Regions from separate parts of the Homo sapiens genome. Here region 2 is linked to region 1. Evidence: read pairs that join two places in POLR2A ChIA-PET (ENCODE). Cell type or tissue: MCF 10A. All regions are shown on one strand. Each heading gives the region's core, and the rest is flanking DNA. Links, peaks and the distances in the headings are about the cores only.

What was found. Peaks named below come from ENCODE experiments on the same cell type or tissue, not always from the same donor. Only the 100,000 strongest peaks of a DNase experiment are listed, where the experiment ranks them.
Region 2: POLR2A ChIA-PET joins it to region 1 with 14 read pairs; 7 of 35 experiments call an interaction of 5 or more read pairs at or near these places.

Annotation. Positions count from the first base shown.
Region 1 is chr10:110,391,461-110,407,257 of GRCh38, forward strand. No RefSeq gene overlaps it. Among named protein-coding and RNA genes, the nearest start is that of SMNDC1, 94 kb to the left of the region's middle. RefSeq lists enhancers at 4,251-4,545, 4,314-4,563. In MCF 10A, for the core only: no CTCF peak of the experiment used is centred there; DNase peaks (open chromatin) are centred at 4,441, 7,371 and 8,081.
Region 2 is chr10:110,328,084-110,343,880 of GRCh38, forward strand. No RefSeq gene overlaps it. Among named protein-coding and RNA genes, the nearest start is that of SMNDC1, 31 kb to the left of the region's middle. In MCF 10A, for the core only: no CTCF peak of the experiment used is centred there; DNase peaks (open chromatin) are centred at 8,318 and 10,028.

The DNA of each region.
Region 1 (15,797 bases), core at 3,649-11,648:
ATGGAAAAGCGTAAGAAGGGCGTCTGTGTACTAATATGGCAGAATCTCAGGATAACCTTAAGTAAAAACATGGTGCTGGGATTTTTTTTTTTTTTTTTTTTTTTTTTTCAGTCATCACCCAAGGGCTTTCTAGCTCTTCCTCCAAAGACCTGTCTGGGCGATCATAGCTTTTTGGTCCCCAGCCCTGGAGCCCTCTCCAGACCGGTGCAGGCTCTGCAACTTGTTGGAACACCAGGTTTGCCTACAGAGCGAGGGACCTTTGGGGCACCAGTGACAGGCCGCGGTGAGGTCCACCTGGGTTAGCTCTGTGGACAGCTGCTTCTCCGGAGGCACTGACTGGCCAGTCAAGCCAGGCCCAATCCCTCATCCCCCGGGGTTTTGGTCCTTCCTTAGTCTACTATCCTGCAGATATAACTCTACAGGCCAAGCTCTCTCCCTCCAGGACTATCCCCACTGCACTTGACTTTTCCAAAATCCTGGCTGTGCTGTCTCAGGGAGCCCACTCTGGGTCTCAAGTCTTCCAAGAATGCCTGCCCTGCGGCTCAGCTTCCTGGGGACTCTCCTTTGCCCCCCTCCCACCAGTATCAAAAACCACTATTTCTCAAGAGGCAGGGTCACCTGTGCCAGGGGTCTGGTGGTAAACTGCTTGGGTTCCAATCTTGGCCCTGGGGTCTCCCAGTATATGTTAGCTGGCAGAGTTACTTGCCCTCTCTCTTCTAAGAAGTGGAGATGCTAATAGCCTTTCTCTTTAAGGTCTACTTAATAGCACTTGGCACAAAAGCAAGAACCCAATAAATGTTGCTATTATTTTATGGACCACTGGGAAGCTAGCCTGAGTCAATACATGGCATACTGAGAGGAAATTTATTTCCTCCGAGTTTCCCCCAACGGACTTTAGGGGGAGAAAGTCATTTGGCAACGCTTTGCCCAATAGCGTGGCAATTGTGTTGGGGGAGTGGCCCTGTCCACCACGGTGGGCTTTGTGTTTTAAGAGGTGTGGTCCAGTAAGCACTGTCTGCCCCCAGTGTTAGCCAACCACCTCAGGTTGGCAGGAAGCGCGAGACCCTTTCTCTGCTGAGGTCCATCTCTGGCTGGGATGAGGGATTCAGGAGTGAGTAGGGCTGGTGCCTGGTAGAGTCCAAAGCAGCTTAAGTCACTCACTTAAGTCAGTGAGGCTTTTACTTCTAGCCTGACAACTCCCACACAGGTGAGAAGATCTGGGAGTCACAAAAGGGGCATGGGTGAGAGAGACCCCTCCCCTGTCCTCTCCTGATGGTAGCTTCCTGGCAGAGCTAATGGACCCCTCCTCCCCTGTGGGCTTCTGCCTGTCCCCCTCCTTCCTCAGGCTCACAGCACATCCCCAACAAGTCCTAGTCCCAGACCCTTGCTAGAGGCTCAGCACTCAGCCATGTCACTCTGTTGCCAGACAGGATGCCCCCTCTGCCTGCCTCCTCCATTCTCCTGCCTTTCCTTCCCTCCCTGCTCTCTCCTCCTCCTATCTCCTCCCTGCCTTGCTTCCTCTCAGCCTCTCACAAAGGCTCAGGGAGTTCCCCCCACCCCCGCCCTTTCGCAATCGGGCCACATGGCTCTATCATTCGAATATTCCCTAGATTTATGGCAATGCCGAGGAACAGTCGGGTGCTCCCAGGCGCCCGCCTTGGTATGAAGACACATCTGTGCGGAAAGCCGCTCTCTCTGGAAGCGGAGGATGGAAGTGTTGCCAGCAATTTTCCTTCTAAAAAAAAGTGGCAAATGTGGCCCAGGGGCTTTGTGCTGCCAAGCAGTTTGCTGCTTCCTTAACTCTGAGAAGGTCTAGTGGGGAAGAAGCCCGAAGGGGCACATTAAACTCCCCCAGGTGGGGATATTAACCAGGATTAACTGGAATTAACTGAGGACAATGTGAGCCCTGGGACGGGAACTCCTGCTGCTCTCAGGGCAGACAATCAGGGAGACAATGCCGGGCCTGACTCTGGAGGGACAGCTTTGCCCACCCACTCAGTGGGCTCACACTTGACACCGTATTTTCACATCACTGTGGGCACTCGCTGCCCAGCCCACAGGCCCTCGACCCACATGTGGATTCCACAGGCAGCAGGTTCCTCCCCTGCCCACACACCCAGTGCTCATCCATATGCCCCAAACAGACTCACAAAGACAGCAATATTCCCCATCACAACCCCCACAGCTGACACAGACACACAGAATGACCACACAGAACCAGCTCCCATAGGCAGCAGGTAAGTCTCCACGCACACCTCCCACCGTTTCCACTCCCACCTGCAAGGCACACGCGTGGCGGATTCATAGATGCAAAGGTGACTCCCAGCCTTCCCTCCCCTCACACACGGACACCTGCCCCTCAGGGACTCAGCCCTGGCCCATGGAGTCTTCAGGCGATTCTCACAGCTCTCATGTTTCATACCCAGCAGCTTCACATCAGGCACTGCCTCTCATTTGGCCACTGATACTACCACTTGCACATAGGCGTGAGCACACACACACACGAGACCTCTACACACACAGACACACACATGCATACTCATGCCTAGATTCTTCCATCCCTGCATCTCAGCACTCCCCCTCCAAGCCCTGCAGGGGCGAGGGTGCTCTGGCTTCTGGGAAAGCAGCCCTGGGAGCAGACCCCATGCTTCCCGGAGGCAGGAGGATTCCCCTCCCGACCTGGCATCCCAGGACTCCCACCCTACCACTCCTGCCTGTCCCAATGCATGCTCCGGAAACCTCTGGGAATAGGCAATCAAACTCATCCTGGTTGGCCAATGTCCTGAAACCCCTTCAGTCATTATCAAATGGGGAAGGTTGGTCAATGTCTTGGGGAACGCAGTTTGGGCCTGGCCGGGTAGACGTAGCCCCTGGCTATCAACGTGTGCATCAAGGCAACTCATTTCCTCTGAGTTTACCCCTCTGTCTACAGGTCTATACAATGGAACTGTGGCTTTTCCTTAAACAGCCTTGGGCCCTGGCTGTTGTCCTCAGCCCCGGGCCACAGCCTCCTCTCTCCTGGGGCCTCCATCCTGGAAGCAGGGAGATGCCCAGGCAATGCGATGCCAGAGCTGGCCCGAGCTTATGAGTCCAGAGCTCCTAGCAAAAGCCTGGGGACGGGGGTGGGGGCAAGGCAGGCTGGGCAGGTCAGGCCTGGCTCCAGGAATGGGACACACTGCACCACAGATGTGCTTGGAAGGGGGCATTCAAGTAGGACCACCTGCCTGAAATGTCTTTCACTGCCAGTTATTTTACCATTAACACTCTCATCCCTTATCATCTGCCTGCTCAGATATCCTCCTACCTGCCTCCTGCAGGAGTCATCACATCCTACGAGACCTGTTCTTTCGGTCTTATATGATTGGCTTATATACACTGAAAAGCCAGGAAGTCGATCTGAATTTGGACAAAGATGGAAGCTCAGTAGATGTGATCTGGAATCCTCCTCTCTCTCTTAAACACACACACACACACACACACACACACACACACTCACTCACACACACACCCTCTTCTGCTCCTTTTTTCAAGGATTCCACTCTTAGATTCTCATAATCGTGACCAAAATGGCGGAGCCCACCTCCAGACTCCATCCTACAGCGGAACAACAGCCATGTAAAGAGAGGTCCTTGTGCCCAGCCACAGTCCCAGCGTTGATTTGGATTGGCCAGGACTCACTTTCGTGTGCCCTCAGGGTTCTGGAGAGTGGATTAGCCCTACTGAAGCACATATGGCCAGAGTTGGGGCCCATGGTTCTCCCCCAAAAAAATACGATCAATTTTACCAGAAGAAGGGGGAATGGGCCCAAGACAGGCAAAATAATGTCCACTGAAGTGGGGCTTTTCAAACTTTAATGAGCACACTCATCTCTTGGGGATCTTGTTTAAAAACGCAGATTCTGGTTCAGCAGGTTGGGGTAGGGCCTGAGAGTCTGCATTTTTGACAAGCTCCCAGGGGATGCTGATGCAGCTCCGCTGGGAACCCCATCCTGGACAGTGAGGGACCCAAAGCACCTTAAGACCTGGCCCCGAACACACTTCATGTATGTGCAATGTGCGAGGGGGACTGAAGTGCAGGTGGGCTTGGTGACCACCTCAGTCCTCCTTGAACCCCAGGGCCCAGATGCCCTCTTAGATGGTTTCTCACTGGCACCTGACAGGACAGGCAAGGCAAACCTTCTTTCTTATTCCTATTTGGCAGATAAGAAAACCGAGGCTGAAATAAACTCCGTAGCTCTCCCAAGTCATGCTAGGACAGGGGTTGAACTGGGTCCCAGTGACCCGGCTGCTCTGAAGGACAGTGCAGTCCTCCTAAGCCAACTCCCTCCTCTTAAGGGACAAAGAGCGGTAAGTCAGAGCCCTCACTAGAACCCCTCCCACTCTTAGGAAGGTGTTGAAGGGCTGCCAGGGAAAAAAGAAAGAAAAACAACTGCCTGACCTCTGTGTATCGGTCACACCACAGGACTGGAAATTCCCAGGCCACTGAGTAGAAAGCTGCGTCAGCCATGAGGTTTTACAGCCAGCATAGACCCAGGTGATCTCCTGGTTGTGATGCTTGTAAATCAAAGTTGCAAAGGGCAAAGGTCATGTGGGCAGCTCATGGGTTATTTTTAACCTTCTCTCCCTTATCAGTTTTCTCCTTCCTGCTCTCCAGGTGGTTATCGTTAACAGATATGTCTCACCCAGGGTGGGGCCCATCATACCTGGGCTCCAAGGAAAGAAATGAGGGTGTCCCTGGTCCCTGGCACCACCTGACAGAGTGGGGCTGGGCATTTGCAAGAGATTTTAAGGAGGCTCCTTTGTGGATCTCTGGGCTGGCACAAGAGGAAGATCATTCAGGGTGATCCAAATATGGAATGGGCTCCTGGAGAGGGAGGGAGTCCCCATCTGTTATGGGTTGCATTGTGTGACCCTCAAATTCATATGTTGGAGCTCCAACCCCTAGTACTTCAGAATATGACCTTATTTGGAAATAGGGTCTTTGTAGATGTCATTAGTTGAGTAGGTTGGGTCCCTAATCCAACATGATGGGTGTTGCTATTTTAGAGGAGAAATGTGGACCCTGGGAGAACAGCATGTGAGGACAAAGGCAGGGATAGAACCAGGGTGATGGAAAGCATAGAATTCATAACGCTTTTCAGCTATAGAAGCCACAGATCCCAAAAGATGGCCAGCAAACCTCCAGAAGCTAGAGGAGAGGCAGAGCCTCAGAAGGAACCAACACTTTGATTTTGGACTTCCAGTCAGAGACAATAAATTTCCAGAACTGTGAGACAATAAATTTCTATTATTAAAGCCACCCAATCTGTGGGGTTCTCTGTTGCAGCAGCTCTAATGATCTAATACACCATCTTTAGAGGTGTCTGCTGAGGCTGCGCTGCTACTTGGCAGGGATATTGTCCAGTAGAGACATTATGCTAGCCACGTATATAATTCAAAATTTTCTAGCCGGGCATGGTGGCGTGCACCTGTAGTCCCAGCTACATAGGAGGCTGAGGCGGGAGGATAACTTGAGCCCAGGGGTTCAAGGCCAGCTTTGGAAACATAGGGTGACCTTGTCTCTAAAAAAGAAAAACAAATAATAAGTAAAATAAAAATGTCTAGTAGCTACATTTAAAAAGCAAAAAGAAACAGATGAAATTACAGTTGACCCTTGAACAATGAGGGGATTAGGGGTGCCAACCCCTATGAGGTCAAAAATCCAAGTATAACTTTGACTCCCCCAAAACTTGACTATAACTAGCCTGCTATTGACCAGAAGCCTTGCCATTAAAAAAGAAAATGTTATTAAGAAAATTATAAGGAAGAGAAAATATATTTACTCTTCATTAAATGAAAGTGGTTCATCATAAAGGTCTTCATCCCTGGCGACTTCACATTGAATAGGCTGAGGAGGAAGAGGAGGGGTGGGTCTTGTCTCAGGGACAGCAGAGGTGGAAGAAAATCTGTGTATAAGTGGACCCTCTCAATTCAAACCGTGTTGTTCAAAGGTTAACCGTAATTTTAATGATAGATTTTATTTCATCCAATATATCCAAAATATTATTTCAACATGTAATAAGTACTAACAAGAGCTATAAATTAGATGTTTTATATATTTTTTGTTTGTTTCTTAGTAGGTCTGAAATCTGGTGTGTTGTTTACACATACGGTACAGCTCAGTTGGGACTGGCTACATTTCAAGCACTCACACGGCTAGCTACATTTCAGATACACGGCTAGCGGCCCACATGTTGAAGAGCGCAAGTTGAGTTTTTCTTCCCCTTTGTATCCATGTGGCTTCAGGTAATTTACTGAGCATGTTAGAGCTTCAGTTTCCTCACCCATAAGACGGGACAGTTTCTTCACCCATAAAATCAGGCAATAACGGACATACCTGTCTTCAGTGATTTCCTGGCATGGGGTCAACCTCCACAACCAAGCCCTGTAACTGTGGTACAGGCCTGTGGGCATCAGGCAGGATATTTAAAAACCTTCCCACTCCAAAGGATCACACAATTGCCTCATTCCTCGCTATGTTCATCTTGAACCCCCTTCACACTCAGACCTACCTCCAGCCTCCCCACTCAACCAACCTGAGTCCACCTCCTCCAGGAAGCCTTCCTAAGGTCCCAGCCCCCATTTAAAATTCCTAGAACACCTAGGGAGAGTCTCGCAATTTAACACTTAATTGTTCTGTGAATTGTGTTATTACTGTGAGTGAGGTTTTGAATTCCTTGAAGGCTGGGATGTGCCTCCTCTGTTTTCTCATCTGGCCTGGAGTTATGAGCCCGGTTCAGTTACTCAGTCAGGCAACACACCTTTATTGAGCACCTATCCCAAGTCAGCCACTGGGCCCTGCTGGACTTATAGTAGGTGCCAATTAATGGTGTGCAGGTTGATTTAGCTTTTTCTTTTCTTTTTCAGCCCAGCTCTTCTAAACTCCATAGGTTGACTTATCTATGCATACCTCTCAGAAGCCCTGGGAGAGATATTCTCCGGGCACCAGGACTCACTGCCCAAGCTCGAGTCGCTGTACCTCTGGGCCAGGGCAATGGAGGTCCTGGAACCTTCCAGGAAAAAGAGTTCAAAAGGTTTTGGCAGTGACCTTTTCCAGTGTGCTTCCCCCCAGGCAAAGAAAGGTTTTTCACTGCAGCCTGGGGATGGGCCTCAGGTAGGCACTTTACGAAGCCCAGGATGCCCAGGCTCAGGATGAGACACCATCCTCCCCTCCCCATTTCCCTCTTGCCTGGATGGCATCTTGTGACTTGTTTACTACAAGTCACATCCTGATAGAGGCCCCACTCGCTGGAAGGGGCAATGAATCACCAGCGTCTCCATGGGAATCACAACCCAGCTAGCCCAGCCCCACCCCTCCTAATCCACTGCCCTTACCCCACCCCCCAACACACACAAACAGTCATGTCCACTGGGTGAGCCTGCTAGGGCTGAGCCTGGCACGGGACAAGGAAAGGCTTGCCCAAACAAGAGGTCCCCGCCCACTTCTGCCTCCCTGAGCAGCAGCTCTCTCTTCTCCTGTCAGCTCTCGGACTGGACCACCCTCCATACAGATTACAGAGGGGGCATTTGTCCCCCAAGAGCCATCCCACACAAGACTTCCCTGCCACCTCCTCTCTTATTGGAGGTAAAAAACAAAACAAAACAAAAAACAAAACAAAAACTTGGGTTTATACCTGACTCTGATACCTCTGACTGTGTGGCTTTGATCAAGTTACTTAACCTCTCTGAACCTTAAATTCCTCAACCATAAAATGAGGATAGCAGTATTACCCAGACCACTGGGTTGGTTGTGAAGTTTAAATGAGAACATTCACATAGCATGCTTGGAATAGTGAGTGGCACACAGCAAGTGTGCCTGATAACTGATCCTTCATGATGGTGGTGATGAATATCATGGGCTTGTGTAGCACAGCAGGAGGCTCATTTGGCCACCAGAATGCACATTGCATTCTATTGCAAAGCTAGGAAACGTGATGTCAATCGTACCTGCATTTCCGGGATTTTGTAGCCTATGACTTTTGTTGAGGAATTTGTACCGATGCAGGGCAACTCATGCATTCTACAAATATGTACTGAGAACTCATTCATTCTACAAATATGTACTGTTAAGGAAGTGACGTGTTCTTGGCAGTCCCAAGAGCAGAACTGGGGGATGTGGATGAGAGGCTGTTCCTGGCAGCTTCCCAGACCCGTATCATTTGATTTGCAAAGGTTGCACATCAAATCATGAAAGTTCCTTTCATGATTTGCTGAGATGACGGCAGGTTCTTTGCCTATATATTGGGTCTAGTATGGACTGGAGGTGATGTCCAGGGAGGTGAGGCAGGAGGGGCCTGTGCCCAGGTCTTGAAGCAGTGTTGGTTTGGGCCATAGCTTCACCTCTTCCAAGTCTTGTGACCTTGGGAAAGTCAATTAGCTTTACAGAACCTCGGTTTCCTTCTCTGTTAAATGGGCATAGTAACACCTAGCCTGTGACCTCACAGGGTTGCCGTCAGCTCACATGTGTGAAAGATAGCCTCTTAATAGCTGTATTTTCCATTCATTCATTCATTCAGCCCTTACCTATCCACCCAACCATCCAAGATTATTTTGATTATCTACTATCTTTCAGTTACAATAGGAGGAGCTGGGTACAAAGGGAAACCCAGAAGACGTGGGGAAAATGCTGGCCACCAGGATTCCATAGCAGAGACAGTCCATCTTCCAGCCCTCCAGATGTCAATGTTGGGGCCAGCAGACAGGAGTCATCGAATAAGTTCTTGGGAGGGGACAACCCTTCTTCAATCCACTCCAGGTGACAAGTGGTTCCTTTGGTCTAGGTGAGAAGCAGCCCATCCTCTGGACAGGTGCCCAGGGTGGACCGTTCCCCTCTCTTGGACCCCAGCCAGCCTGCCCAGCCCTCCAGACTGAACTCTTGACCCTCTGTTTTTCCATATTTTGGCAGGAGATGGGCTCTGAAAGAAGATACCTGGCTGGGCTCCAGAGAGTATACCCACACTTCAGGCAGGAGGTAGGGAGGATGGGGCCCAGCCATGCTGTCTCCTTCTTTCAGAAAAATAATGCTTTTATGCAGGTCTCCCCCAGAAACCTCTGCTTAGTTTTCTTTGGACAGAACTGGACCATGTGCCTACTCCTCATTGCAAGGAAGCCTGGGAAAAAAGGAGCAGGATTATCATGATTGCTTAGACCAAAGGTTGCAAACTTTTTCTGGAAAGTTGTAGACAGGAAACATTTTAGGTTTTGTGGGTCATACAGTCTCTGTTGCAACTACTCAACTCTGCCTTTGTCACGCAAAAACAGTCATAGATAATATATAAACAAACGTATGTGGTTGTATTTAAATAAAACTTTATTTATGAACACTTAAACTTGAATTTCAGCTGGGTGCAGTGGCTCGCACCTGTAATCCCAGCAGTTTGGGAGGCCGAGGCAGGAGGATCACTTGAGGCCAGGAGTTTGAGACTAACCTAGGCAACATAGCAATACCCTGTCTCTATAAAAAAATAAAAATTATACATTGAAATTTTAAAAATCTTCAATATCATATAATTTTCATGTGTCACAAAATATTATTTTTATGTTTTCAACCATTTGAAACGTGTTAAAAACCATTTTAGCTCATGTACCATGTAAGAACAGGGGGCATTCAGATTTGGCACTCAGGCCGTAGTTTGCTGACCCTTGGCTTAGACCAGTCATAGTCCATTGCCTGGAGCTGGGTTCGCTGTCACTGTAAGGAAGGGTGTGTATGTGGCAGAAGGTGTAGCATAAGGGGGGCTGTGGGAGATGTATGACACAGGCAACTAACAGTATTCGTCAACAGCAGAGTTTGAATCCAAAGCATCCACTCAGCCTGTCATGGGGGTGCACGCTTGTATCCCAGCTACTCAGGCGTCTGAGGCAGGAGGATCGCTCGAGACCAGGAGTTCAACACCAGCCTGGGCAACAAAGCAAGACCCCCATCTCAAAACAAAACTGAAACCAAAAAAAGAAAAAGAAAAAAAGAAAAGACCCATTCACTCTTAGCCTCTGTGTTCATGTTCTCTTCTCAGCAACCTCCCTGTGCTGGGAAGGTGAGAGGGAGAAGGCATGCAATTAGGCATCGGGATTGTGGTGTCAGCTTTGCTATCAAGATGGCTCTGGCTGGGACACATGCCATGTCTCCTGAGGCATTCCAACAGCCTCTTCTCACCAAGGCCCCAGATGGGAGATCATAGGAGGGGGATGCAGGGAGGGGTCCCCAGGTGGCAAAGACTTCTCAGGAAGCTGAGAGGGGCTGGAGGTCCTGCCTCCCTCCCTCCCCATGGTGCACACCCCTGAGGTGTGGAGCAAGGGGTGGGGGTTTACCTCTGGCCCTGGATGGAGCAGGATTTACCTTTCCCCTTGACATTGATAGGCCTGAAACTGGGTCTTGGTCTTAAAACTGGAGAAGCAGGAACTGCCATCAGCCTCTGACTCCCTCCTTCCTGTGTTCTTCGCTTCCTGCCCACCCCAGCATGAGGGAGATCTGGGAAAGAATCAAATAGTGAGGGAGCACGCCAGCATGAGGCATAGGAAAACTCAGAGATGTCATTCTTTTAGCCATTTAAAAAAATCTTGGTTTTAAGCTCTTACCATAGGATTTATTTTTAAAAAATTAATTCAGTTTCCACCAAGCACGAGCCGGGTACTCCTCTAGGAATTTTACATTCTCTGACTCATGTGATCCTCCAATAATCCTGTGAGGTAGGGGTCTTAGACCCATTTCTCAAGGGTGGAAACTGAGGCCAAGAGTTTACACCATCAATGAGAGATCCAGGATTTCATCCAAGGCCGACTGACTCTAGATAGAGTCCCTTCTCCAGGACCAGTTGAAATGCTTAGGCACAAAACGTAAGGAGGTACTGATTCTCAGGCCGGCGCAAGTGCCCTAGGTACCTCGCCTGCCTCACCCTGCCTGGCCCAGGCACACCCCGGTGTCACTCCCTCCCGTTAAGATTCTCAAGGCCCCAAGCTACCATGAGCTGCTGTGCATTTGTTCACGTGGGTCCCATGCCTGAAGTATCCTCTCCACCACCTTCGCTGTGCACCCAACTTTTCCTTTTCCTTTAAGATTCAGTTCAAACACCACCTCCTCTAACAAGCCTTCCCTGAACCCTCCTGGTCAGGATTGTTCCTCAGCTCACCACACCTGCTATCTCATATTCTGTACCTCAGGACTCCATCTTGTGAGAGCAGGAACCAAGGCTGAATTTGTCTTTGTTGCTGTAGCACAGAAATAAGATAATCGACGTGAAGTACTTAGCACAGTGTCTGGCTCCCAGTGAAGATGCCCTTGGTTGCTACAGCTTCATGGAAACTTTACCCTAAATAGCTGCAAACACACAGAATGTGTTGTGCTTTTTTGTTTTGTGTTTTTTGATACAGAGCCTTGCTCTGTTGCCCAGGCTGGAGTGCAGTGGCACGATCTCAGCTCACTGCAGCCTCTACCTCCCAGGCTCAAGTGATACTTTCCACCTCAACCTCCCAAGTAGCTAGGACCACAGGTATGTGCCACCACGCCTGGCTAATTTTTAAGATTAAAAAAAAACAACAACTGTATAGATGGGTCTCACTATGTTTCCCAGGCTGGTCTCAAACTCCTGAGGCTCAAACAATTCTCCCACCTTGGCCTCTCAAAGTGCTGGGATTACAGGCATGAGCCACCGCACCCAGCCAGAATGTATTATCTCACCTAAGAAAAGGGCTTCAGGCAGGGTGCTCCAGGGTTGGATAATTCACAGCTCAACAGCTTCCAGGTTCTTCCTACTCTGCCATCTTCAGAATGTAAGCTGCATTCTCAGGTGGATCCCCTCATGGTGAAAGAATGGCTGCCACAGTCCCAGGCCACAAGCCCTCACACCAAGACACGACAACTTCTGGTAGAAAAAGGGGATATCTCTTGTGTGCCTCATTTTGAGAACCTTTCCCAGAACGCTACCCCCAACTCAGCTGACTCTTTCTTTCTTTTTTTTTGAGACAGAGTCTCACTCTGTCGCCCAGCCTGGAGTTCAGTGGTGCAATCTCGGCTCACTGCAAGCTCCGCCTCCCAGGTTCATGCCATTCTCCTGCCTCAGCCTCCCGAGCAGCTGGGACTACAGGCACCCACCACCAGGCCCGGCTAATTTTTTGTATTTTTACTAGAGATGGGGTTTCACCGTGTTAACCAGGATGGTCTCTATCTCCTGACCCCAGGTGATCCGCCCGCCTCAGCCTCCCAAAGCGCTGGGATTTCAGGCATGAGCCACTGCACCCGGCCTCTCAGCTGACTATTTCTAAGAACACTTTGGCCAGGATGGCATCCCATGCCCACACCTACGCCAGTCTCTGGCAAAGGAAATGGGATGTGCCAAATTGACCAGGTAGTCAGGCTCCTGGCCCTATGGCAGAGGGAAGATTACCCAAGCCCAGTCAGGAAGGCGGAAAGGCTGTGAGGGTGACTGTATCTACACCTGGCTATCACATAAAAAAACGTGCAATAAAGAGTAGCTATTAGCTTTAAATGTAGACAGATGTGGTGGTGTAGTGAAACAAAAAAAAAAAAAAGCACTGGTTTAAGTGAATTGCTGACCAGGCTTCATGGCACCACTTAGGACTTGAAGACAGAGGGTCTTGTATTATTCCCTACTCCTGTTTTTCGTGCCTGGTGAGGTTCTCTCCATCTCAAGCTTGGGCTTCTCCAGAGGCCACATTTTCTACCCTTCTGCCCTGACCCTGTCTACTGCAGAGCTAGGCACATAGTGGGCTCTCAAATATGCAGACACTGTGGCTGGAGAGCACAGACATGCCCCTCAACCGCCCAACTTCCTGGAAATAAATTGTTCTGCATTCCCAAGAAGCACCCCAAAAAGTTACCTTCTAAATCCTGTTCTGCTTGTCACTTTCAATCTGGTTAATTAAACTCAATACCTCCAGGATGATTAAAAGTTAATTTGGCATTCAACAGGCCCGGAAATGAAATTCCATGGGAAACACTCTTGGTGAGCCTGGCTAGATATAATTAGAACATAGTCCTGCTGGGGGAAGAAGAGTAAGTATGGCACTGGCGCAGCCACAGAGGTGACAGTAGGGAGGCGGGTGCCGAGGTTATATGGCAGCAAGCCTCTTCCCAGGCCTCTAATTACTTACTCAGCTGTTGCTGACAATTGCATCACAAGAGCAGTTGGTTTACACTAAGAGTTTTTACTTCTAAATTGGTAAGGATCCATAGGCACTGCTTCTGCCCAAACCTGCTTGAGTCTCCACTCTGCTGTTTGTACAGTTCCTGCTTTCCCCTCACCCTGCTGCTGAGAGCCAAGGCCTTCTCTTCCCTCCCCCTCTGTCTTCCCATCTGCACCAGGCCCCATCCTGGCCCCTTCCACCCCCAGTACCTCCGGGTCTTCTGCCCCTGATGCCCCATTCCATTCCTCCCTTTGCTTCTGCTGCTGTCCTCCAAGAGTGGTCCCTGCTGCAGGCTGGCCACCCGCTGGGAGGTCTTTAGTGCTCCTCGTCTCCCAGGCAACAGTGCCATTGCTTTAGATGCCAGGCTGGAGCCTGGTATTCCAGGATGCCGCAGAAGGGCATTTCCTTTTTCCATCTCGGAAGCCACCAGGAGGCCTTCACACCTCCCAACCCATCCAACTTCCCCATCTGGTACCTTCGAACACTGTGGGAAGCAGGAAATATCTAGTTAACCCTCAAGGGCTAGAACGTCTCTTAGTGAGGAGCTCAGGAGCCTGTGGGGAGACCGTGTTTCACTCAAGATGAGCCCTAGCCCTTACTGTGAACTGTTTCAAATGAGAAGATACTGCAACAAGGTCGGAGGGCAAGTTTTGGGTTTTTCTTTGGCCTTCCGGAAGGACTAGGTCAATGCTATTCAATATGGTTGCCACTAGCTATATGTGGCTATTAAATTTAAATTAATTAAAGTTGAAGAAAATTTCAAATTCCATTCCTTAGTTCACTTGTGTCTGGTGGTGGCCACACTGAACAGTGCAGATAGAACGTTTCTGTTATCACTGAAAGTTCTGCGCTACAACATGAGCTGTAAGCACGGGCTTGGAGGTCAGAGCTGCTCTCTGCTGTTGACTCTGTGGCCCTGGGCAACTTGCTCAACTTCCTGATGCTTCCCTCATTTCTCCTCATTTCTGTAATAGTAGCTGTCTTAGAGTGTCCTGGGGGCCAAAGGAGATAATCCAGGTACATGCTCAGCACGGCATCTGATAACCGAAAGGGCTGATAAGTAGAAGCTCCTGGCTCCTGGAGAGAGGCTGCCACTTGGTAAAGTAGAAATACTTAGGATGAAGGGGACTGAACGCTAGCCTCCCTGTAAGTCCCATGTGAAGGCTGTGAGCTACATCACCCAAATTAAAAAGAGTAAATCAGAATTAATCACAATAAAATGGAAAACTCCAGCACAGATTTTTCTCTGGAGCCTGGGACCTAACATTCAATAGTCTGCTGAGCCGCCCAGTTAGATTCCTTCCAGGATCCATTAAGTCAAGAAACCCAAATGGAATGGACCCTCTTCCACACAAACCCCACCCATTCCTCCTGCATTTCCTAGCCCAGGAGTAGCATCTGGTCTCCAGAAAGCTAGAAACATAATTTATAACCCTATGATGTAATTGGAGTTATTATCACCATTTTACAGACAAGGAAATTGAATCCCAGAGATATTACCCACCTTGCAAGTTAGTGGTAGAGTCAGGCTCTTAACCCACAGACTCTGCTGCCTCGATCCACCCTCAAAGCCACTTGACTTTACCTCCTCAATCTGTGCACTTCTCTCCAACCCCATGGCCAACACATGACACTGGCTCCTCACCACAGTCCCCTTACCAGCCCTCTTCGTGGCCCAGTTCTGCAGTGTGCCTAAGGCAGTCACTTCTGAAAGCTCAACCTCGAGTCTGTTTCTTCAGCTCTCCCAGTGATTCTGCAAGCCATTCAACACCCTGTCACAAGCCCTCTCCTGTTTAGAATAGCAAGAGTGTTTCTCTTCTCAGTTGAATCTTAACTGATGCCACTAGCTCAGAGCTAGGTGCATTGAGTTCTGAATAAATACTTAGGTCCATTGAAAAGCACATGTTTGGTGCCCATTTTCCAGGTGCTCTATTAAGGGCTCAGGGTCATGTACAGGGTCTTTGCCCTCAAAGAGTTTGCTGCCTAGCAGAGATGCCTACCAGGAATTCAGAAAAGGGAAAAAATTTCAACAGGGGCTTGTGGACATCTTGCTTTGTGGTCAGCTTCCATTCACCTATGTCTAGTAAGCATACCTCAATTGGTAAAGCCAGCTCCACCAGGAGCTCCAGAGAGGTGAAGGAGATTTAGGTCTAAGTTAATCCACTAACTCCATCCCCTGGACACATTGATTGGTTTGGGAATGGGAATCTGACCCAAGTTAGACCAGAGAATGACAATACATCTCAATTCCAAGACAAAGTTTGAGGAGCTCTGGAGAAATAAGACTCACTCCTTCCGCTATACCAAAAAATTGTAAGGACGTGAGTGCCAGAACTGCTGTGCCTTTTGCTACTCTGTAGAGCCTGAAACCTCCGCCTTCATAAAAACGGGTAGACGAAGATTTGGAGAGAAAGAAAATACTGATGATGTTGTTTGAGCTCTGAATCCAACTGTAACTAAATAAGATCACCTGGGTTTTTGGTTTCCTTGAGCCCCAAATTCCCATTTTTTTCTTAAGCCTCTTTGGGAGGGAGGTTTCTGTCACTTGCAATCAAAAGTGTCCTCACTGATTTAGAAGGTGTCCTGGAGGAGATGGAAGGAATGAGACTCTGAATGACT
Region 2 (15,797 bases), core at 4,133-12,132, 63 kb before region 1:
GAATGAATGAAAAAATTCGGCCAGGCATGGTGGCTCACGCCTGTAATCCCAGCACTTTGGGAGGCCGAGGTGGGCAGATCACGAGGTCAGGAGATGGAGACCATCCTGGCTAACACGGTGAAATCCCGTCTCTACTAAAAATACAAAAAATTAGTCGGGCATGGTGGCGGGCGCCTGTAGTTCCAGCTACTCGGGAGGCTGAGGCAGAATGGCATGAACCCGGGAGGTGGAGCTTGCAGTGAGCCGAGATCACGCCACTGCACTCCAGCCTGGGCTACAGAGCGAGACTCCATCCCCCCTCCAAAAAAAAAAATTCATTGTCATTGAATGCCTAGACTTACCGAGTACTGGAGATAAAGTAGTAACTAAACCAAGTCCTTGTCCTTATGGATTTTATATTCTGGTGGGAATAAAACTGCACTTGTGGGTCAGGTTAGCAGCTTCTCTAGAGAAATAAGCTTTATGTTTCTAGTTGTACAAATAGATCGGTTCAACCAACAAAAGTGGTTCAAATGGGAACCCTTGTGCCAAAGGATCACTGCCAACCATGCTCTCCTATCTAGGAGTGGGCAAGTGGCTTGGCTAATTAGCATATTCCATTCCTCTATACACTGTGATTAGTTCGGGGATGGGCACATGATCTACGTTGTTCCAATGGAAGTTAATTCTGAGACTTTTGCTAGAACTACTGAGAAGGGGCCAGTTTTTCTCTGCTGAGGTTGCCGAGCTATACAATGTAGAATGTAAACCCAGGGTTGGCAGGAGTCACTGCATGGAGCTGGCCTGGCAGCAGATGGAACCAACTCAGAAAAAAGCATAGCTCGGGAAGTAGGGGATAGATTGAAAGACAATAATTCTGGTGACATAATTTGAGTTTCTGGTACCAGCTGTGCCTGAAGAGAGGCCTACCACTGGTCTTCTCTATGACTATTGCTTAAGCCAGCCTGAATTGGGTTTCCATTACTAACAACTTGGTGTCCTGAAATGATAAACAATGGAGACTGTATGATAAGTAACTGCTTTCCCATCTTGTCAGAGCTGATGAACTCCAGGCCAGGCGCAGTGGCTCACACCTGTAATCCCAGCACTTTGGGAGGCCAAGGTGGGTAGATTACTTGAGACCAGGAGGAGTTTGAGACCAGCCTGGCCAACATGGTGAAACCCCGTCTCTACTAGAAATACAAAAATTAGCCAGGTGTGGTGGTGCATGCCTGTAATCCCAGCTACTTGGGAGGCTGAGGCACGAAAATTGCTTGAACCCAGGAGGCGGAGCTTGCAGTGAGCTGAGATTGCGCCACTGCACTCCAGCCTGGGTGACAGAGAGAGACTCCATCTTAAAAAAAAAAAAAAAAAAGAGTTGAGGAAATCCAGCCAATCAACTAATACTTATGTAGTGATTTCTGTTGCCAGATATTGTTCTAAGTACTGGGGATACAGCTATAAACAGAAGTCCTTGCCCTCAAAGAGCTTACATTCCAGCAGGAGGAGACAATTGTTAAAGTAGTCAACAATAAATACATACGAAAAGTTTAGGTATAAATAAGAGCTATTAAGAAGATTAAATAGGAGCGAGCCACCTGCTCTCAGACAGGGCCCATCTCTCAGAGGGGGCAACATTTGAATTGCGGTCATAATGACAAGATACAAAGAAGCGGCCATTCAAAGACTGGGGCAAGAATGCCCTGAGGAGAATGAATAGCCGGTGCCAAGGCTCTAAGACAGGAACAAGACTGGCCTGTTCAAGAGACTAAAAAAAGGCACATGTGGCTGGAATGTCTCGAGTAAGGAGACCAGTAGAGAGAGGAAGATGGGGCAGAGAGGTAAGCTGAGGCAGTCCCCTCAATTTTGTGAGAATTTGAATTTTATTCTGAATGCAACAGACCTTCACTGGAGTTACTGAGACCTGATTTACCTTTTAAAAACATTATTCTAGGCCGGGCGTGGTGGCTCATGCCTGTAATCCCAGCACTTTGGGAGGCCAAGGTGGGCGGATCACTTGAGGTCAGGAGTTCAAGACCAGCCTGCCCAATATGGTGAAACCCTCTCTCTACTAAAAATACAAAAAAAGTAGCCAGGCATGGTGGCAGGCGTCTGTAATCCCAGCTACTCGGGAGGCTGAGGCAGGAGAATTGCTTGAACCTGGGAGGCAGAGGTTGCAGTGAGCCGAGATTGCGCCATTGCACTCCAGCCTGGGTGACAAGAGTGAAATTCCGTCTCAAAAAAAAAAAATTATTCTAGATGTGGGTTGAAGGTTGGACTTAAGGAAGGCAAGAGGGACATAAGGAGGACCTATTAGGAGATAATGCAGTAGTCCAGGCAAGAGATGATGGAGGGGCCCCAGGCCAGGGTTGGAGCAGTGGAGATGGAAATAGAGAAAGGGGGTTGCATTCAGGATACATTTTGGAGGCTTAGTCAATAGAATGTACTGTGGGTTAAAGGGAGGTGTGAGGAAAAGATGATTTAAGCCTGATGACTAAGTTTTAGCCTGAGCAGCCAGGTGAATGATGGCGCCATTTACAAAAATGAGAAAGTCAAGGCGGGGTGTGATGGAATCCATATTGTTGGGAGAAAAGCTGAGTCGTTGGGAGAGAAGCTGAGGTGGAGCTTACATGTCTGCTAGACTTGCTGGCTCCTTGCTTCTAGCACTCCCATTGTCTCAAGTAGCCATATGTTTCTCATTCACTTGATACACCATTTCGTTTCAACCCCCACATCCTCACCACCTGTTTCTTTGATCACCAACAAATAGCGAGGGCTCCCAAAGCTCAGGGCCTTCCCAGCCTCCACACTCGCGATGGCCCCCTGGTCCCACTTTCTCTCTCAAACTGTCTTTTTCTCATTCTTTTGACTCTGCTGGATTTCGTCGCCCCCATGACCTGGTGTTGAGTCTGATCACCCCAACACATATTGCTGCCTCAGCTATGCAAGACATCCAAGTGTAGATGTCAAATGGGCAAAGGGATAGAACATTCCTGGAGTTCCTTTTTTCTTTTTCTTGCTTAAACAACAAATTTATTTTCTCACAGTTCTGGAGACTAGAAACCTAAGTCCGAGATCACAGTGTCAGCAGGGCTGCTTTCTTCTGAGGGCTCTCTCCTGGGCTTAGAGATGCCCATCTTCTCTCTGTGTATTTGCATGGTCTTCTGTCTGTTTGTGTCTGCATCCTAATCTCTTCTTTGTATAAGCAAGAGGTGACAGCGTGCTGGCAGCCCTTGCAGCCCTCGCTCGCTCTTGGCACCTCCTCGGCCTCGGCGCCCACTCTGTCCACACTTGAGGAGTCCTTCAGCCCTCTGCTGCACTGTGGGAGCCCCTTTCTGGGCTGGCCGAGGCCGGAGCTGGCTCCCTCAGCTTGCGGGGAGGTGTGGAGGGAGAGGCGTGGGCGGAACCGTGGAACCGGGGCTGCTCATGGCGCTTGTGGGCCAGCACGAGTTCCGGGTGGGCGTGGGCTCGGCGGCCCCGCACCCGGAGTGGCCAGCTGGCCCCACCGGCCCCAGGCAGTGAGGGGCTTAGCACCCGGATGAGCAGCTGTGGAGGGTGTGCCGGGTCCCCCAGCAGTGCCAGCCCAGCAGCGCTACACTGGCTTTCTCGCTGGGCCTTAGCTGCCTCCCCACAGGGCAGGGCTCAGGACCTGCAGCCCGCCATGCCTGAGCCTCCCCTGCCCTGCCCCCTGCTGTGGGTTCCTGTGCCGCCTGAGCCTCCCCGACGAGCGCCGCCCCCTGCTCCACGGTGCCCAGTCCCATCGACTGCCCAAGGGCTGAGGAGTGCGGACGCAAGGCGTGGGACTGGCAGGCAGCTCCACCTGCGGCCCCAGTGCGGGATCCACTGGGTGAAGCCAGCTGGGCTCCTGAGTCTTGTGGGGACTTGGAGAACTTTTAAGTCTAGCTGGGGGATTGTATATGCACCAATCAGCACCCTGTGTCTAGTCAGGGTTTGTAAATGCACCAATCAGCACTCTGTGTCTAGCTCAAGGTTTGTAAACACACCAATCAGCACCCTGTGTCTAGCTCAAGGTTTGTAAATGCACCAATCAGTGCTTTGTGTCTAGCTGATCTGGTGGGGACTTGGAGAACCTTTATGTCTAGCTAATGGATTGTGAATGCACCAATCAGCACTCTGTGTCTAGCTCAGGGTTTGTAAATGCACCAATCAGCACCCTGTGTCTAGCTCAGGGTTTGTGAATGCACCAATCAGTGCTCTGTGTCTAGCTAATCTAGTGGGGACTTGGAGAACTTTTGTGTCTAGTTCAGGGACTGTAAATGCACCAATCAGTTCCCTGTCAAAACGGACCAATCAGCTCTCTGTAAAACAGACCAATCAGCTCTCTGTAAAATGGACCAATCAGCGGAATGTGGGTGGGGCCAGATAAGGGAATAAAAGCAGGCTGCCGGAGCCGGCAGTGGCAACCCGTTCAGATCTGTTTTCATGCTGTGGAAGCTTTGTTCTTTTGCTCTTTGCAATAAATCTTTCTGTTGCTCACTCTTTGGATTCACACTGCCTTTATGAGCTGTAACACTCACGATGAAGGTCTGAAGCTTCACTCCTGAAGCCAGCAAGACCACGAACCCACCGGGAGGAATGAACAACTCCAGATGTGCCGCCTTAAGAGCTGTAACACTCACCGTGAAGGTCTGCAGCTTCACTCCTGAAGCGAGCGAGACCACGAACCCACCAGAAGGGAAAAACTCCGAACACATCCGAACATCAGAAGGAACAAACTCCGGACATGCCACCTTTAAGAACCGTAACACTCACCGCGAGGGTCCACGGCTTCATTCTTGAAGTCAGTGAGACCAAGAACCCGCCAATTCTGGACACATAAGGAAGCCAATCCTATTTGATTAGGGCCCCCCCATATGATTTCATTTAACCCTAATTACTTGTTTCTAAGAAATCATCAATTTATTTATTTTTTTTGAGACAGGATCTCACTCTATCATTCATGCTGGAGTGCAGTGGTGCGATCAGAGCTCACTGTAACTTTGACCTCCTGCGTTCACTCAGTCCTCCCACCCCAGCCTCCCAAGTAGCTAGGGTTAAAGGCAAGTGCCCTACCACACTCACCTGTTTTTAAAATATTTTGTAGAGATAGGGTTGCACTATGTTGCCCAGGCTAGTCTGGAACTCCCGGCCTCAAGCAATCCTCCTGCCTCAGCCTCCCAAAGTGCTGGGATTACAGGCATGAGCCACTGTACCAGGCCTAATTTACCTTTTTTTTTTTGAGATGGAGTCTCACTCTGTCTCCCAGGCTGGAGTGCAGTGCAACCTCTGCCTCCTGGGTTCCAGCAATTCTCCTGCCTCAGCCTCCCAAGTAGCTGGGATTACAGGTGTGTGCCACCACACCTGGCTAATTTTTTGTATTTTTAGTAGAGACGGAGTTTCACCATGTTAGCCAGGCTGGTCTCAAACTCCTGACCTCAAGTGATCTGCCTGCCTTGCCCTCCCAAAGTGCTGGGATTACAGGCGTGAGCCACCGAGCCAGGCCCAAATTTACTTTTTAAATTAACATGTAATTATACATATTTATGGAGTACATAGTGATGTTTTGATACATATGATGTATAGTGCTCAGCTCAGGATGATTAGCATATTCATCATGTCAAACATGTATCATTTCTCCATGTTAGGAACATTCAATATCCTCCTAGCTATTTGAAACTATGTATTATTAACTTTAGTCATACTCCAGTAGTATGGACCACTAGAACTAATTCCTCTTGTTTAGCTGTAATTTTGTATCCCTTAACAAATGGGACATGTTTTCTTAATATACCATTTAACACACTCTATGAAAGAACAAGTTTCATTTTTCAGCTTTAAATACATGAGCTTTACATAAAATAGCTCTTAATTCAAAAAACATTGGCCAAACCAAACTAATCTACTGCGTTAGAAGTCAGGATCAGGAGGAGGAGAGAGTGTGTAGTGATGGGAAGGGAAATATCAGGAGCTTCTGGGGTGCTAGAGATGTTCTGTTCCTTTCACCTGGGTAGTGGTTACATGGCCCACTTAAAGATAATTAAGCTGTACACTCACGATATGTATACTTTTCTGTATGTATTCCTCAATTAAAATTTTTTTTTAAAAAATAACAAAGGAATCAGGAGGCCTGTGCTTCAGTTCCAGTACTAAAGGTAACTAGCTGTGTGATCACAGGCAAGTTACTTAACCTCTCTGGACCTCAAGTTTTCTCACCTGTCAGTGGAGAGGATTGAACCAGATGCTCACCAAGATCCCGTCCACCCAACATGGTTCCACAGGCAGCTTCCTCCATTTGAGATCGGGCACTTGTGCTGCTGGAGTCAGCCTGAAGCCCTCTCTGACCTTCACCAAGGAGGAGCTGGTCCTTTTTCATGTTCTTCCTTTCAGAAACTAACAGTTGTGGCTGATGTCTCTGTGGTACCACTTGTTACTAACAAGGCAGCTGTGAAGTTAATGATAGTGCAAATAAAAAGCTGCTGGTAATTAGGTGGCTGGATGTTCAGGCATTATTGTTATTTTTAAAAAAATCGGCTGGGCACGGTGGCTCACTCCTGTAATCCCAGCACTTTGGGAGGCTGAGGTGGGTGGATCACCTGAGGTCAGGAGTTTGAGACCAGCCTGAACAACATGGTGAAACACCGTCTCTACTAAATATATATTTAAAAAAATTAGCTGGGCATGGTGGCACATGCCTATAATCCCAGCTACTTGGGAGGCTGAGGCAGGAGAATCGCTAGAACCCTGGAGGCGGAGGTTGCAGTGAGCTAAGATTGCACCATTGCACCCCAGCCTGGGCAACAAGAGTGAAACTCCATCTGAAAAAAAAAAAAAAGAAAAAGAAAAAAATCAATTAGCTGAATAAGAAAATGCCATTGAGATGAACATTTATTTTTCTCCTTAGCATGATTCTGGTTGGATAGGAGGTTAATGTGGTCAATTCCAGAAGGGAAAAATATGTTTCTTATATATTAGAACTTAACATATACTTTTAAAACTGCATAGGGGGCCGGGCGTGGTGGCTCATGCCTGTAATTCCAGCATTTTGGAAGGCCGAGGCAGGTGGATCACAAGGTTAGGAGTTCGAGACCAGCCTGACCAACATGGTGAAACCCCTTCTCTACTAAAAATACAAAAATTAGCTGGGCATGGTGGCATGCGCCTGTAATCTTAGCTACTCGGGAGGCTGAGGCAGGAGAATCGCTGGAACCAGGGAGGCAGAAGCTGCAGTGAGCCGAGATCTTGCCATTGCACTCCAGCCTGGGCAGCAGACTGAGACTCCGTCTCAAAAAACAAACGAACAAACAAAAACTTCATAGGGGAAGATGGAGGCTTTTAATTTTTTACAAAAGGTTTCTGTAAGTGAGGGAGAAGCTTCATAATAATGACCTGTGATTTGTACCTACTGCTGACTTACTAACTAACCTCTGACTCTGGCAATGACCACATCCTCATTTCCTCCTTTTAGAAGGTAACCAAAAACACTTCTAGGAAGTCTGGGGTTATTGAGCCATAGTCCTATCTCTAAGACCTAGATAGTCTATAAAGCAAAATAAATGAAGCAACAAAATTTTTTCCTTGTACTTCTGTTGTTCACTGTTCAAATATCTACATTTAACCAAGCAGATATTCTAATATGGCTGTGTTTATTTACGACTGTCTTCTGAAGACTGCCTGGATCTGTTTTAACCCGGTAACCCTGGGCAAGTTACTTACCCTTCCTGAGCCTTATTTCTTCATCTGTAAAAGGAGATAGTGACAGTACCCACCTCAACGTTTGTGTGTGTGCACGCATGTGTGTGTGCACAGACATGCATGTGAATTAGGTGACATAGCCCATAGAAAATGCTTTGCACAATGCCTGGCATGTAACAGGCTCTCAAAAAATATGAACTATTTTTACCCTTGGGTAGAAGTGGTTCTTACACCTGTGGGGAAGGGACTGGGCAACGTTAGGCAGCAGAAAGTAGGTCTGGCTGTTTTCCTTTTGTGTGGCCTTGAGAACTCCTGCATATAAGGGCTCTTGTCCATCCTGGCTCTCACAGGACCCCCAGCAGGGCTTTTAGACTTCTCTGGGTTTATCAGTTTTCAGTCCCTGCTTGTCGCGCTTTTGGAACTACAAATAGCCTCGGAGAGAGGGCGTCAGATGTTTTGAATCTCCCCCTGCTAATGGATGGGACCACACCCCCTGCCGCCACAGCTGGTAACACAGGCCTTTAGGATAATGGAAGGCATTTGGGGATCTATTTTTCTCTTACTGTGCAGAGCATTACTCACCTCACTCCTCTGTGTTACAAGGAAGGCGAAGGAGAAAAGCACAATAAGCTGCCAAGGATGAGTCAAATTTCAATAGAGCGTCTTTGCTCAGAGGCAGCAACTGCCAACTGCCATTTCTTATGCATTCCTGAGATTCACATTGCAAAATAAATCCTGAACTCCTGCCCCTTTCTTCTTTTTTTCCCCAGGGAAGGGCAACAAATGGAGCTGCATTTTGACTGCACTCTTTCTAGGTTGGAGAAGCAGGGAAAGTGATACTCCGGGAGCTGGTGTGTCTAAGGCCTCTGTGAGTCTGCATGGTCAACACAGCTGGCTCTGCCTTTGCGCTCAGCTTCTCCTGAGGCATCAACCTGCATCTAAGCTCTTCTGCCTCCTTTCCGGGAATGGCCACGGTCTATGGTTTCTCAATTGACTCGAGATTCAGGAGAGTATGGAGAACTTCTCTTTCCCTGACCAGTGGTATACTGCTGTGGCCCTTGTAGCAGGGGAACAGCCTAACTGCTACAACATTCATTTCAGCCAAGAGATCAGTCCACTCCCACATGGGAGCAGGTGCCTTCACCCATGACCCTGACCTTCTTATAAAGCTTTCATTCAGGATGGCATGAGGTCTTTCCTCAGAAGGTGTCAAGAGAGAGAAATGCTAAAGGAAGAGATGCAATCAGTTTTATGATCATTAGGTGTTTAAGCTATAGGGCTTATCTTATAACACATTGTATCTGTGGTACAAAGCAATGGATGTATCAGAAGGGAAAGGATGAGGTTACGTTCAGAGTGTAGGGCAGGAAAAGAGAACACACAACATTATTGAATTAACTAGACTCTGTCTTGCATGAGGCATATTTTGAGCATCTCCATAGGCCATAGGAAACAACATTGCAGAAAACATTAATTTTAACTGAATGTTCGTACTTGAGGCTGGTGGTTCCCAAACTTGGCTGAGCCTGAGAGTCACAGGGAGCCTCTGATGATACAAGTTCTCGGTTCTGTGTAAGGGAATTCTGATTCCCTGGGTCTTGGGTGGAAATATTCATTTTAGAAGTTCCCCAGGTTGTTCAGATGACCAGTCAGGTTTGGGAACTACTAAGGTGGGCCACATTTTGAAAGGACATGGTCCCATATCATCTACCATCAACAAGTCAGCTTTTAAACTTTTTATTGTGAAATAATGCACAGATACAGAAAAGCTTATAAAATAGAAATGTGGCTCAGCTCAGTGATTTAGTTCAAAGAAAATGCCGAACTGTCCACCTCCCCCTTGAGAAGTAGAACATTGCCAACAGATGTATTTCCTGGCAACTAAACGAAATCTTGAAATTGTCCTCATTTATAAACCGTTGGAGCGATTTGACTTCTCTAGTACCTGGATTTCAAGCCTTGGGTTTTGTGTGTATCTCTGATACTCTCAGACTTTGCTTTGACTTAAGGAGCTGAGTTTTTTATCCTTTATAATCTTGCACTTGGAACTCATAATTAACCAGGAGTCAGAAAATCTCTCTTCAAATCTTAACTCCTCCACTTGCATGCAGTGTGATTGTGGGCAAGTTACTTAACATTTCTGGTTCTTAGGTTCCTCGTCTATTAAATAATGAGAATAACAATATGCACCCGATAGGAGTTTGTGACCATTAAATTTTTTGAACAAAATAATGCCTTACAACCGTAGAACACTTTTCTATCAGATCCCATTTTCATTTTGCTATTCTCCAAAATGACTCTTCCCAGCAATTATTCCCTGTCTCCCTTGCATCTGGGCCCTGTGCCAGAACCTGTGTCATTTCTGTACTGCTATGGTTTGAATGTGTTCCCAAAGTTCATGTGTTGGAAACTTAATCCTCAATGCCACAGTGTTGAGAAGTGGAGCCTAATAAGAGGTGATTGAATTAATGTCATCATTATAGGCTTGTTATAAAAGCAAGTTTGGCCCCTTCTTGCTCTATTACTTTTCCACCTTCTGCATGAGATGATATAGCAACAAGGACCTCACCAGATGCCAGCCCCTTGACCTTGGACTTCCCAGCCTCCAGAACTAGAAGAAATAAATCTCTGTTCTTTATAAATTATCCAGTCTCAGGAATTCTGTTACAGGAGCACAACATGTACTAAGACAATTCATTGCTGCCTTACCTCTTACTTTAAAAGGAAGCAAGCAAACAAAAAAAAAATCTTCCTTGACCCCACATCTTTCTCCTGCCATCGCCTTATCATTCTGCTTCCTTTCACAGCTAAAATTTTGTAGTTACTGTCTATGTTCTCTCCTCTATCCTCTGCAGCTGGGGCTTCTGTCTCTGTTCACCCACTGAGATGACACTTGTCAGATCGCAGTCATATCTGTGTTGCCCAAGTCCAGTGACTACTGCTCTATTCTGGACTCAGTTGGCCTTTCAGCAACATTTGACAGAGGGAACTGCAAATACAAAGGCCCTGATGGGGGACAGGTTTGGTGGATTGAAGAAACAGAAAAAAAAAATGCTGGTTTGGTTGGAGCACAGAGCTGAGAAGGCAGTGGTCGGTGAGGGCCAAATCACATGACGGCACCTTGTCAACTGGAGTGAAGCTTCAGACCAGCTCTGGCACAAGCAGGTGCTCAGTGTTAGCTATCACCATTGTTACTAAGAGCTTAACAGTGCCAAGTGTGAGAGAGGTGGGAAGGAGGCTGTCAGGGAAAGGAAGAGAAAATCTCAGCCCTTGAAGAGCTTTCCATCTAGTTGAGGGTTTAGATTGTACCCGTGACATAGGTTACTGGGCAAGAGAGCCTGTGAGCCAATTTCTTGGTGGCCAATTTGTTGTCATTGCCCTCCCCTGCCCCATTCACTTTCTTGGTGAATTGCATTGCATCCAGTGATTGTCTCTGGATAATTAAGATTTTTTTTTCAACCTGAAAGGAGGCAAAAGTGGGCTGTGAGCCCCAGTAAAGAAAGAGGCAATTAAGAAGTAGCAACCATGAGATCAGAGTGTGGGTTGAGGACAGAAACTAAACCTGGTGTCCTCTCTCTTTTTCCAGATTACTCAAGATAATCCCCTCCAAATAAATAATAATAGCTGGTCACTGCTGTCTCATTTGTACTAAAGCTGCAAACCACACAAAAGAAGTCAGACTGCAGAAGTAGCCCTTTGGATTCCTGATGCAACACAGGAGACCTAAGGCAGGTGTATACGTGTGTGTGTGTGTGTGTGTGTGTGTGTGTTTAAGACAGAGTCTTACTCTCCCACCCAGGCTGGAGTGCAATGGCGCAATCTCAGCTCACTGCAACCTCCGCCTCCCGGGTTCAAGAGATTGTCCTGCCTCAGCCTCCCGAGTAGCTGGGATTACATCACCACCACACCCAGCTAATTTTTTTTTTTTGAGATGGAGTTTCACTCTTGTTGCCCAGGCTGGAGTGCAATGGCACGATCTCTGCTCACCACAACCTCCGCCTCCCAGGTTCAAGCGATTCTCCTGCCTCAGCCTCCCGAGTAGCTGGGATTACAGGCATTTGTCACCACGCCTGGCTAATTTTGTATTTTTAGTAGAGATGAGGTTTCTCCATGTTGCTCAGGCTGGTCTCGAACTCCCGACCTCAGGTGATCCGCCCACCTCAACATCCCAAAGTGCTGGGATTACAGGCGTGAGCCACTGCACCAGGCCTAATTTTTGTATTTTTAGTAGCAAAGGGATTTCACCATGTTGGCCAGGCCGGTCTCGAACTCCTGACCTCAGGTGATCCACCCGCCTCAGTCTCCCAAAAAGCTGGGATTACAGGTGTGAGCCACTGCGCCCAGCCAGGCAGGTGTGTTTTAATCCTCCTGCTGTCTTTGCCACACATCCCTACTACAGGCCCATTTGCAGGCACACACTCAGCAGACCCACACACTCAACGCACACATTCAATACATATGCACACTTAATACACACTCAATAATATAAACACTCAACACCGGAACAATTAATACACACACACACACACACTCAGCACACATGCTAAACATACACACACCCACCAGAAACACAACACAACTCAGTACACATGTACACACACACTCAACCCACACGGTCAGCACCCACACATTCAGCACTCACAGACATTCATGCACAGTCCGAGCATTCATGATACTGATGGACTGTGAGTTATTTTCCATTTCTTTGCCTGTATTGCCCAGCAAGCTGAAAGTTGAACAGCATGGAACACTGAAGTGAGTCAGGAAAGATTCACCATCTTCAATTATAATTTTCTGCCACTTATCTGCCAGATCACAGTCTGGTGAGATCAAGAAAAATGAGCAGGTAATTTTTACAAAGAAAGACACTACTGGCATAGCATGCTCACTTTTTCTATACATGTGTCTCTCTGACACTATCTCTCTATGTCTGTCTCTATCTTTGATTATGGAAAAGCTGGCCCAGAAGAGGGTCCCATTTAGAAATGAGCTAGACAAAAAGTTAAAACGTACTGTGACTTTTAAAGGAGACCTGTTTGAAATAGGCCATCCTGAGTTAACTCCCAAAGCTTGAAAGGTTAGAGAATAATACTCCAGATACCATCTGGGCAAATTAACAACGCTGGATGATGCGAAACCAAAACTTTAATGAAGAATTCCATGAATAAGTAGAATAGATGATCTCGCCCTATCTAAAATTAATTTGCTTTCATTTCCAAACTCTGACGCTAGCAGAGTTCTTCCTCAAAATGACGAACCTGTAGAGCATTCTGGGCAATAGCATGCAAATGAGTAAGATCGCTGTGTTCCCTGCTTGGATTCTGGCAGACCACTTCATATGGCAAGAAATATGCTAGGGTAGAGCTTATTCCAATCTTAATCTGGTTGTTTTCAGATTTTCTGTTTGAGGACATTTTGTCATTATCCTAGTTTTCTAGTGTTCCTCTTTTTAATGTCTGGTAGCTCAATTGTCTTTTCTTTCATGCCTCTTTTCCAGCATTTCAGGCCAGTTTGATACCTTTATTCTCTCCATTTTAGATTCTAAAGCATCCATTGAGTGTCTAAATGTATCTGGCGTTATACAGGTGCTTTGTGTAAAGAAAACCTAGTAGAGTATTAAAAGCCAAAGTCGCCGAAAAGGATGCAGCAAATTTTCCTTGACAATTGTCTTAGCACTTAAAAAAATTTTCAATGTATTTTATAATCTTATTTTATCTTAGAACATATTGGTCTGCCACTAATGGAAATAAAACAAAAAACTGGTCCATCACCCATAGGTGAAATAGATAACATTAAAATTAAGAAATGCTAGCAATGAAAAGACATACAAGGATGAAAAAGCAAGTCATAAAATGGGAGAAAATTTTCCAACACATTCATTGTCAAAGGAGTTATAAGAATTAATTCAAACAAAAATGGGCCAAAAAAAAAAAAACAAAAAACCCGTGGAGAGACACTTTACATCAGGAAATCCCAAGGCTCAAGGAACAGGTGAGTAGTGTCCTACCTGACTTTCACCAGTTAAATGAATATTAAAACCACAACGAAAGCCACAGAGCAACCAGAGCAACAAAAACTAAAACATCTCACAATCCCAGGTGTCAGTGAGGATGCTGAGCAGCAGGAACACCCGAACACTCTGTTGGGAAGTAAAACCATCAAAGCCCTTCAGGGCACTCTTTGGTAGTATCCACCAAAGCTGAACGTGAGAAGCCGAACTTGTGAGCAGCAGTTCCACTGCTAATCCTCATCCTAGGAACCAACAGCAGTGTGTGCACAAACCCCGTAGTGGGGATGGGCGCATTCATGCTTGGGCACCAAGCAGGGTTTGTGATGGCTGCAAAATGGAAACAAGCAAAATGTCCACCCAAGCTCACTGGATAAATGAAAGCTGTTGTATTCACACTTTGGAATAGTAAACAGCAGTAAAGATCATCAAGCCGCAGCTTCAGATACCGTTGGTCTTGTCTGACTTCCCCACTGGATCTGCAGGGCATCCCAGGGACAGATTCTCCATGAATGCAGTCACGTCTTAGTGCTGGGGTTATTCCTGTCTGCAGAGCTTGCCCCTGCTTGGTGCCCAGACATCATAAGGGGTAAGAAAGGACCCCTGAAGAAGTTTTGGGTGGGAAGATCCCCCAGGCTCCCTACCACAAGCTTTGGCCCCTGGTAATTGCTGGGATGCTGTCCAGAGTATTTGGCCTGCTGGTTCATGAACCACAGGTGCTTGTTCAGGTTGAGTCCGGCAGCCCTTCTGCTCCTTGTAGGCTGGGTACCCACTTTTCTCCAAGTATTTCTCTATCTCCTGCTGTGATTCCCTGCTAGGACTCTGTGTTCCTGGTGCCACCTCCTCAAGGACTAAGGATGGTGTGAGGCCCTTGAGATTCTTAAGTTTTTGCCTCCTTCATTCCTTTGTTCCCTCCCCAAGAGCTTAATACATTTTTTGGTGTGTGTCATCTAAAATTTTCAAGCCATATACTTGTCCAAAAATAAGGCCTCCCAGAAGCATTAGACCATGAGGCAGTCATGGCCTTGGCCCCTGTGAAGATAGCCTGGATTGATGACTGAATAGAAGACACTTGATGAAAATGTTAAGACATTGAATAAATGCACACAGAGAATACCAAGGACCTCCCCTTTCCTCCTGAAAATAACCGGCTGCCTCTTTTCCTTCCCATTTGCAGGTCCCTGCAGCCCCACTGCTTAACCACATCTTTCAGCTTTCCCCGACCCTCCCCAAATAGATTTCATTTACATTTTGCCTAATTGCTCCAATAGCTTTTGTGGCATTTTCCTTCTAGGAGCACTCAAAATGGACTCCCAGTCGGCAACCCTGCCCCCTAAAAATCAGCATCCAGGTAGAACAAGCCCCAGCCCCAGCTTCTGGAAGGAGTGAAGTCACAGGGTTAAAAGCCCAGACACTCCTTAAAAGCTTTGTGATGTCTTCACACTAAAAATGTGTATTTTTTAAGTGGTTAGTTGTATTTCTTTTTGAAAAAAATTAGTTCATCTAATTATAAAATAGGTAAAACATGTACATTTACAAAATTGAAAAGGTAGAAAGAGGTACACGGTGAAAAATGAAGTCTCTTTGCTCTCACCCCTGTCTGCAGACTCCCAAGCGCCCTCTCCAGAGGTACCACTGTCACCAGTTTGTGCCAGAGACAGTCGATGTGTGTGTAAGATTATATGTACATAGACTTTCTCTTTCCTAAAATTACAAGCAATAGCATACCACACAGTGTTTGCTTTTTCACTTAGAACTATTTCTTGGCAATTGTATCATACAAGGACATTTTGCTCTGCCTCATTAAAGGCTTCATACTACTCTACTCCATAGAGGTGCCAATGGATGGACATTTAAGATATTTTAATAAGGTTTGGCTATTATAAATAAGACTGCAGTAAGTAAGAACCTCTCTGTTTCAATCGTTCTTCTCCAGACTCAGTCTCCTAGGGGTAATCTTTTAAATGTTTAAGAGAATGTAGACAAGGGAATGGTCTTCTTTGGTGCCTGCTGGGAAATTAGGACTCCTCTGTCTAGTACTGCGTCACCTTGGGAGAGTTGCTTATCACATGGAGGTAAAGTGGGTAAACTCTCCTAAGAGGGGTCTGGATGAAAAGCA